2 separate regions of the Homo sapiens genome follow, and region 2 is linked to region 1. A link is an interaction called in ENCODE POLR2A ChIA-PET data of the cell type or tissue named here. Cell type or tissue: GM12878. All regions are shown on one strand.

Region 1 (5,000 bases):
CCCCTGGATAGGTATCTGATTGTTTCTGGGTTATGCTAATGCAACAGGACTATTTTGAAGTTGTGTTTTCTCCTTTAACTTGACCTGGTTTGTTGAAAGATGGTCGATCCTCTTGGGGGCAGGCAAGGGGGTGCTAATTGTGAAGTATCTTTGTTGAGTGATGAGACACTGGTGTCTGTGAATGTAGTGGAATGGTGGGATCGTTTGATTATTCTAATTGCAGACAATCTAGGAACATAGGAAAGCAGCATGCAAAACATAAGATGCACAGGCTTTATCCTCGGTTGGGAGGAGTTTAAATCCTGACCCTTTCTTGGCCAGTAAACTGACTTGGACAAGGCACTTGACCTTTTTGGATCTCAGTTTTCTCATCAGTAATATGGAATTACTATCCCCTTCCTATTTTATTATCTTGAGAATTTAATGGCATAAGAAATGTAATAATATGAGGTATTCAGAGTACTTTCCTCGTAGTAGGTATTCAATATATGTTTAGTAAGGGAACTATAGAAGATAACAAATGTAGTTGTATTGTAGCCTATTTTATGCAATAAATATTCCAAAACGTTTTATATTACTATTTTTGTAAATTATCTGTTAAATGAAACAGAAAGGGAATGAACTTCTTTTGAAAAAGTCTGGGAAATTTTGTAATGTGAATAAACAACTTTTATTTGTAAGATAACATTAAAAATTATTTATAAAAATGTATACCTGTATACATTTTTCTGTATAGAAATTTGTTATATGCAGTAACATTTTAGTATTTCCTCAAATTTGAAATGAATATCATGTGATATTAAGTCACTTAAAAATTCTCTAATATGAGATATGAAAAACTTAGACTCAAACTATAATATATTTTACTTAACCACCTTTTTGGCTACCTTTCTTTTGGTATTTTATTATATATCCTTTTTATTTTTGTAAAAAAGTATATTAGCTTTTTTCTTCTTAACCGTATTTTTCCCCTCTATAATTTGACTGAAGAAATGAACTTGTGTTACTTTTTCTCTCATATTAAGCCAAGTCTGGTGAATAAAATACCCATAGTCAAGAAATTTGTGTGAGCTTGGCTGCACTGTGAACTCCCTGATTTCCTTCAGTCTTGTTAATTCATATGTGAGCCCAGGGGTATTATTGCCCATTAGCCTTTCCTCATAGTTATTTTATGAAAGTGCACAATTAATGTGAGAGTGTCGTGAAACCTTTGGAGACAGTGCCCTGGACATACTGAGGTAAATTTTGTTCAAAATCAACAGATAGCACCCTACTGTAATCTGCTAACAGCTTGTTTATCTAATTGTCAATAAAATTTCTGGTTCAGGAAAGAATTTATGTTATCCTGAAACTTAACATACCATGTCCCCGGAACCAAGGAGAAATAATAATAGTAACTGCCAAACACCTACTGTGTGTCAGACACCCTGCTGGATACTTTACACACAGATCTCTCATTCTCAAATTCTGAGATAGCCCTTCTTCCTCATTTTATTGAGGGAGGTTGAGAAAACAACCCCTAACCATCTCACTTTTGCCAGGCTTCATAGCTGAAGCTCTCCCCACTTTTATATAGCATATATACCATATACCACTTTTTACCATATCCTCAGGAAGCCCAAAGGACCTAACAGAAGTCAGAATGTATTTTGATGGAAAGTTAGTGATTCTTTTCTACTAATTTTTTTCTATCGGAGTGAACGAAGTGTGTGGTGGAGGAGTGTGTTTTGAGAGTTTTTGCAGTAGAAAGGTACTCAGGTTTTTTCTTTTTTTTTTTTTTTTCCTGGAAATCAAGAGGAAAATGCAGATATCCAAGATAAAGAGTTAGGTAAACGAATAGTAGTTTGTGGATAGGGTCTAGATGAACTAGACTTCTGGAAGGATCCTTTGATTTTTGAAATGTATTATTATGATTGGATAGTTGTGTGTGTGGCAGTGGTGAGGGCTGTGATGAGTGTGCTTGACCATTATAAAACTACCTTCATTACTAGAGGGACACAGATTCCCCCCACCTCTACCATGATTGTATTGTTGAAAGCCGCCTTTTATCATTTTGCTGCCATATGTGTTTGTGAAAATCAGCTGCGTTGTAAAAATTCTTACTTCCTGGAAACCAGAAACCCATTCAGCTAGTGTCCCTACCCTGACCACTTCCTCTTCGTTATTTCTAAATGACAGTGCTATTCTGGTAGCATTCCAGGCGTTCATCTAGCTAGGATTCCTTTTTCACGTTTGCTATTTGGTGCATTTTCTCCTGTTTTATTTGGTTTCATTGTCCTGATTAGTTCACCGAGTATAATAGAAGAGACATTTGCTTTTTTTTTTTTTTTTCCCCTCTAAAGCAAGTTATTTTAGAGGGAGAGTTTACCAGTGATAAGAGCTGTTTATGTCCTGAGCGATTGATTTGTAATTAATGTTGCCTGGGCTCTTGCCTGTTGGCAGAATTGGTAACAGCTTGCAGTATTTTTTAAATTCTCTTTTCTTTTTGGTATTTTGACAATGTCATTCATATCTCATGAAAAACTACCTCAGACAGGTTAAATGTGTTAAAACATGGAACGAAAAGGATGGAAGGAGACCCAGTGCTGCCTAGAAACCTTGATCTTTTGCCAAAGTATTTAAACAATTTAGTGTTTTGGTTTCCTAGCTCCAAGCTGCTTCTCAAATCCCTTGCTAATTAATCCAGTTAATGCTTTGTAGACTTACTATATGCGGTGCTTTGGCTTGCTCGTCTATCATTGAGAAGTCCGTTTTGTTTCTTGGAGAAAACCTAAGCTCTGTTCTGGTGCAGAGCTATATACAGGGCTTATGACGTGTGAGTAGTTTGGGGCCTTTAAAACCCGTATGCATGTGTATCTATGTAAGCATATATATACGTGTTCTCTGCATTTCATAGTCCTTAGGCTTAAAATTTTAAAATAAAGACACAAAGTAGAAAATAGAAATCAGGTATTTCACACCAAACCAATGAACTGATTGAAAGCTCCCTCTGCTACTTGCTTTGTTAATTGTGCAAATTATTTGATGTCTCTAAGCCTCAATTTCCTTATCTGTAAAATGGGGGAAGATAATTTATTCCTCCTCATAGTATTGTTGTGAGGATGAAGTGAGTTTCTTATATACTTAGCAAGTGTCCAGAACACAGTAAAGCTCAGTAAATGATGACTGCTTTTATGATTCTGTTGTGACCCTTATGTGTTGAATAAATTAACTTCTTTTGGTGCTTGCTGAATTGTGGAGGAGGTAGATTCCTTTTATCTATTTTCTTTTGGCAAAGGTATCAAATGTCTCAATTTGTATCAAGGATTTAAAAATCAAGCATTTGTTCATTTAACAGTAGTGATAATAAAAAATAGACAACTGTATTCTATTTGAGCCTGTTTTTTTTGAGACAGAGTCTTGCTCTTTCGCCAGGCTGGAGTGCAGCGGCGTGATCTCAGCTTCCTGCAACCCCCGCCTCCCAGGTTCAAGCAATTCTCCTGCCTCAGCCTCCCGAGTAGCTGGGACTACAAGCATGTGCCACCATGCCCAGCTAATTTTTGTATTTTTAGAGAGGGGGTTTCACCGTGTTGGCCAGGATGGTCTCGATCTCTTGACCTTGTGATCTGCCCATGTTGGCCTCCCAAAGTGCTGGGATTACAGTCATGAGCCTCTGTGCCCGGCCTGAAGCTGGTTTTAAGACCCATTGATGTGAGTTATCAATACAAAAGATCTTTCTAAAGTCTGAAAGGTGAATATCTCTCATTTGCTTACTAGAAAGCTTAGGTGCAGAAAAATATATAGGCTATTTCTTTTTCCCAGTTAAATAATTACATCAAACATGGAGGCACATTCAGGACTATTTACTGCTAGTGAAGCTCATGATGACTTTTTTTTACTAACCATTTCTGAAATTCATGTATTATGCCTAAAAAAGCTCAGAGTAGGTCTTGGGAATTAGGAATTGGCAGGGTTCTCACTTGATCATTATAGGAAATTTCACATTTCTCCCCCCTAAGGAATTTGTGGAGAAAAAAATTGTCTGCCAAAAAGTGTAAAATTCTGATTTTTTTTCCAGCTATTTGTTTTTGTTTTTATGTTTAGAAAAACTTTTTTATAACATGAAAAACAGGAACAAACAGGAAAATGCAGAAATACAAGTTAACAGTTTGATGGATTATCACAAAGTTAAAACATCCAGGTCAAGACATAGAACATTAGTAAGCATCTTGCCAGCCATCCTTATGTGTCTTTCCAAACACCATTCCCTCAATTAGAGAACCATTACCTTTTTGTTTTTTTTTCTTTCGTTTCCTTTTTTTTTTTTTTTTTTTTTTTTTTGAGATGAGGTCTCACCATCGTTCAGACCGGAGCGCAGTGGCGCAATCATAGCACACTGTAGCCTCAAACTCCTGGGCTCAGAGGACCCTCCTACTTCAGCTTCCTGAGTAGTCGTGACTACAGGCATGGACCGCTCCCCCGGACCCCCAACCTGGCTAATTTCCTGCTGTGCTGCCCAGGCTGGTCTTGAACACCTGGGTTCAAATGGTCTTCCCACCTCAATCTTCTGAGTAGCTATGATTACAGTGTGAGCAAATGTGCCCAGCTAAAACCATTATCTTAACTTCTAATAGCATTGATCATTTTTACCTGTTGTTCAACATATATACATGGAGTTATATAGATGGAGTCATGAGTGTATTTAATATTTTACTTGGTTTCTTTTGCTCAACAATTGTATTTGTGAGATTATCCTTGTGTGCACCTGTAGTTTGCTCCTTTTCATTGCTATACACTATTCTGTAATATGAATATGCCACAATCGATCCATTCTACTGTCTGTAGAGATTTATGTTTCCCCTTTGGTTTTGGTTATTTCAAATAATGGAGCTATGACATTATAGTAAATATATCTGGTGTTTGTATACTCCCACTTTTGTTTGGTATGTACATAGGAGTGAAATTTCTGGGTCATATTGTTTGTGTATGTTTAGCATAAAATGCCAAGTTTTCCAATGTGG
Region 2 (5,000 bases), 170 kb after region 1:
TACCAGAGAACTTCCCAGCATACCTGAGAATGTAAGTACTTGGGAAGAAGAAAAAATTAAATTTTTATTCTTCTCTGTTTTCTGCCTATTTGTTTGAATAAATAAAGGATGTGATTTAAAAGTATCATTATAAAAATTATGGTTTTTAAAAAACACATTATAAAAACAAAAGTATAAGAACTGAAGTGTATTATAAAAACAAAAACAAATAGAGAATATTTGCAAAGTATAGAAAGTATAAAGACAAGGAAGGATTTTTATTCCTTTTTCTCAAAGGTAATTATGTATTAATATGATATTTGATTCCCTCTTTTTAGAATGTATTTTTACATAGTTAAATCACCTATTATAAAAACATCTTTTCCATTTTCATTCATATGACTTATTTTTGTCAACTATCTAATATTCCATTTACTCTGTAGTTTAGCCATTCTCTCACTGTAGAACATTTAGATTGTTTCTCATTTCTGCTTTTATAAGTGAAATGTTTCCATATAAAGAATTTTCCAAATAGAGGTTTATTAGGGTAGATCTACTCAAGCAGAATTACACTTCTACTTTTTACCTTTGTATATTTACCTTTCAGAGAATAAAATAAAGTATTTGTGGGTGAAGCATGAGGGCCTCCATCCCTACCTCCAAAGGATGTAGGAGCAGTGAACTAGAGTGTGAGAGAGCAGAAGGTTGATGTTTGCCTTCTGAACAAGCTGAATGACATATCTAGTCTAGCTGCATGACATGTTTTCAAAATGTTTTACTATGATTATAAATAGTACTATGTAGAATCAGATAAAGAATGTCTACCACTTAGACACTTGATTACTTTTTTAAAATTGTGGTAACAAATACATAACATAAAATTTACCATGTTAATCATTTTTAAGTGTACAGCTCAGTGGTTTTGAATGCATTCATATTTTGTACAGTCAATGTCCAGAACTTTTTGTATCTTACAAAACTGAAACTCTGTACTCATTAAGCAATTCCCCATTACCCTGTCTCCCCAACCCCTGGCAACCATCAATCTGCTTTCTGTCTCTGTGAATTTGACTGCTCTCCATATAGTACTTCACATAAGTGAAATCATACAATATTTGTCCTTTTGTTCTGAGTTATTTCACTTAGCATAATACCTTCAAAGTTCATCTGCATTGAAGCATGTGTCACAATTGCCTGCCTTTTTGAGGCTGAATGATATTCCATTGTAGGTGTAGACCACATTTTGCGTATCTGTTCATCCAGTGATAGATGCTGAGATCAATAGATATTGTTTTTACCCTTTGGCTATTATCAATATTACTGCTTTGAACATTGGCGTACAAATGCCTGTTTGAGTCTCTGCTTTCAATTCTTTTGGGGATATACTTGAATACTTGATAAGAAAAGTACTGGAATATGTGGTATACCTTTTCATAACTATTGTAGATTCACAGAAAGGAAATTTTTCCAAGTGTCGTCTATAGAACAGGTTACAAATGTCAGGTGATCAAATGTAATGAATGAAGTTAGGCTGTAGTATTGTGATTAGATAACAGTCTTGATAAGTTGGGATTATCAAGCATATCCATGTAGTATATTATCTGTATGATCAGACTGTGGTAGAAAATGTTGCATCCTTTTTTTTGACATTAACTAATAAAAAATTCAGACCAGAGTTCCCATTTCAACAACAATAGCTAATGTTGATTGAGTACTACTACTCGAAATATTATATATTTGGTGCTTTTCTCCATTTTCTCATTTAGCTCTCTCAACAAGCTTACATGGTAACTACCATAATTATTTAATATAAGGAAACAGAAGCCCTGAAAATTTAAGTCACATATTCAATATCCTACAGGAAATAAATGGTAAAATCAGAATTCAAATATTGGTCTTTCTGGATTCTTGAGACTGAGCTCTTACATAACATGCTATACTTTGAGCCTGTGATTTTTTACCTTTCATCTCTCAGAAAATTCCATTGAAATGATGAACGAAAGGAGAAAAATATTTCCCTAATGACAGAGGAAGCTACCATGAGCCAGAAAGTTTGGGAATTTACATAATATAAAGGAGATGATTACTGATAGTTGCAGTCAATTCAGTATAGACAGTGGAGAAATCCAAAAAGAAGTGGGAAAGTAATGCAGGAAGAGCAGAAGCAGAGGCATACTCTGGCTATGAAGGAGGCTACTGAAGGATTATTTTAAAATGCCATGGGACATTTATAAGAACTGATCATGTACTAAATCACACCAAAAATTTCAAAATAGAGCATACTAAACTCTTACAGGTCACTGTCTTTTATGGTGGTGAACGAAAACTATAATAATAAATTAATTAAAGGTTTAAAAATATTCATCTATTTGAAATAGCAGTTGGATCAAAGATGATACAAATTGAAATTAGTTATTATTTAGAAATTAATGACAATGAGGACACTAAACAAGTGCCTTAGGGATGTGGCCAAAACCACACTCTGGGGAAAATTCATAGCTTTGAATGCTTTTATATAAATAAAAAATTTAGAAAACAATGAACTTGACTTTCAAGAAGCTAAAAAAAAAGAATAGTAATAAATAACCAAAACTAGAAAAAGAAATTATAATTTAATTTATTAGGGAATATTGTTAAAGTAAAATTGAAAAATAGTAGTTTTTAAAAACTGAATTTGTGAAAAGAATAAAATTTTAAACTTATTCAATAAATTTAAAGATTGTGAAAAGAGAAAATTTTCTAGAAAAAGACAAATGATAGTTGGCCTGAGAAATAGGCAATATGAATATAGAATTATAACTTGAAAAGATTAATAAAGCTCTATTTCAATCTCCATCCTTCAAAAAAATCTATCAGGTTTAGGTGGTTAAGGTGTTTCAGGAACAGATAATTATTACTTAAACAGTACCAAATCATAGGAAAGGTATGTATGTATGTGTATCACACAACAGCAAAAGAAAAATCAGGCATAATCTCCCATCTCAGAGATCTGTTTCTGAGTTTTTTCATCCTTCCTTTTTATGACATGTAGTTTTCAAAGTGTGCAACCGGGAACCCCAGTGTTGCTTTGGCAGCCCTGGAAGGCCTCACAGAGGTAGATGGCTAACTGATCAGAGCACTAGATCCCTGCTCCTATTTTATTCAGAGCAGGTTAGTTTCCACTGCTTACACTGGGGGTTGAGTAATACTTTGTTTGAGACAGAAGTATTCTTTTGGTTTTTTTTTTTTGTTGTTAAGTTTCAAAACTTACATTTTTAAAAGCACACAAAATGTACACACTTTATATCTGTTTTTCTTGTAACAATGTACGCTGAACATTTACCTGTGTCATTAAAAATTCTTTACAAATATTTTGTTGTAAAAGATTAATACTGATACATAGAGAAAAAAATGAAAGGCCCCCATTACCACCACCCCCTCCAACCCCAATCCCACTCTCCCTCCAACCCCAATCCCACTCTCCCTCCAGTGTTTGATGAAACCTTTCTCTAGGAATTTAGTGTTATGTGTAGCTATGAAGGAGGCTACTGAAGGATTATTTTAAAATGCCATGGGACATTTATAAGAATTGATCATGTACTAAATCACACCAAAAATTTCAAAATAGAGCATACTAAACTCTCACAGGTCACTCTTTTATGGCGGTGAACGAAAACTATAATAATAAATTAATTAAAGGTTTAAAAATATTCATCTATTTGAAATAGCAGTTGGATCAAAGATGATACAAATTGAAATTAGTTATTATTTAGAAATTAATGACAATGAGGACACTAAACAAGTACCTTAGGGATGTGGCCTGTGTGTGTTGTAGATGGTTTTTAAACATAAATATGATTCTATTCATACTTGTTTAGCAACTCATTTTTTAGTTTAATGTATTCTAAAAAGTGTTCATATCTACCTACTTCTTCCTTTTTAATGACATACTTATTTAGTGGTATTTTTACTCTTATGAAAGTAATGCATATTAATGGCTTAAAAACATGTAGTACTACATAGTTGTTGATGAAAACCAGCAATTTTCAAGTTGCCCAGCTACTTTCAAGTTTTTAGCAGCTGTGTTTCCCTCTGTATTTTTGAGTAACTTATTCATATTGCTAAATCTTATTTTTTTTCTGTTACAGATATCACTTATTGATTTTCCTATAGAAGATGAGAGTTTTGGTCTTTTACCACCTATAACACTCCCCACCCCGAAACACACAGAATAACGTTCTCTCAGTCACATATTTCCCCTCTCCCATTCTTTCTATACCTTTAGAAAATTTTTACATTAAATCAGAAGTTAATGTTTACATTTTAATGAGCATACTGAAGTAGTTAGTAGATTACCTTTCCTTTCTTATACAACTTTTTGTCACGTAAGCATTCTTGGGTTTCACATCTTCCTCATTCTTGATTTCACTCCCTCATTTTGGTGAGACATGCGCCAGTAGTTTTCTTGAGAAAGTGCTTGTTAGAGGCAACATTTTTAGACCTAGCATGACTAAAAATAACTCTCTTCTTCTTTTTTTGAGACAGTCTCGCTCTGTCATTCAGGCTGGAGTGCAGTGGCACAATCTCGGCTCACTGCAAACTCCACCTCCTGGGCTCAAGCGATTGTCCTGTCTCAGCCTCCCAAATAGTTGTGGCTACAGGTACACACCACCACACCTGGCTAATTTTTGTACATTTTAGTACAGATGGGGTTTCACCATGTTGGCCAGGCTGGTCTTGAACTCCTGACCTCAATTGATCCACCTGCCTTGGCCTCCCAAAGTGCTGGAATTACAAGTGTGAGTCCAGCCTCTTTATTCTTCTTTTGATAGTTTGACTGGGTATAGAACTCTAGGTTGGAAATTACTCTATCTTCCCAACTTTGAAGATGTTTCTCCACTGACTTCTAGCTTTGCTGTTGCAACTAAGAAGTCTCAGCCATTCCGATTCCTGTGATTTACTTATTGTAACCATCCTTTGGTGGTCCCTCCTGGTATCCTGAAATTGCAGTGATGCGCCTTGCTACGGGCCTGTTTTCATCT

Evidence for each region. ChIA-PET counts read pairs that join two places held together with the same protein. Peaks named below come from ENCODE experiments on the same cell type or tissue, not always from the same donor. Only the 100,000 strongest peaks of a DNase experiment are listed, where the experiment ranks them.
Region 2: POLR2A ChIA-PET joins it to region 1 with 8 read pairs; 2 of 35 experiments call an interaction of 5 or more read pairs at or near these places.

Annotation. Positions count from the first base shown.
Region 1 is chr9:123,832,443-123,837,442 of GRCh38, reverse strand. The region is part of intron 2 of DENND1A (DENN domain containing 1A); the gene reads left to right. Among named protein-coding and RNA genes, the nearest start is that of DENND1A, 95 kb to the left of the region's middle. In GM12878, no CTCF peak of the experiment used is centred here; a DNase peak (open chromatin) is centred at 2,142.
Region 2 is chr9:123,662,057-123,667,056 of GRCh38, reverse strand. DENND1A (DENN domain containing 1A) reads left to right here. Exons shown (of 24, transcript NM_001352964.2): 8 at 1-31. Among named protein-coding and RNA genes, the nearest start is that of MIR7150, 180 kb to the right of the region's middle. In GM12878, no CTCF peak of the experiment used is centred here; a DNase peak (open chromatin) is centred at 4,426.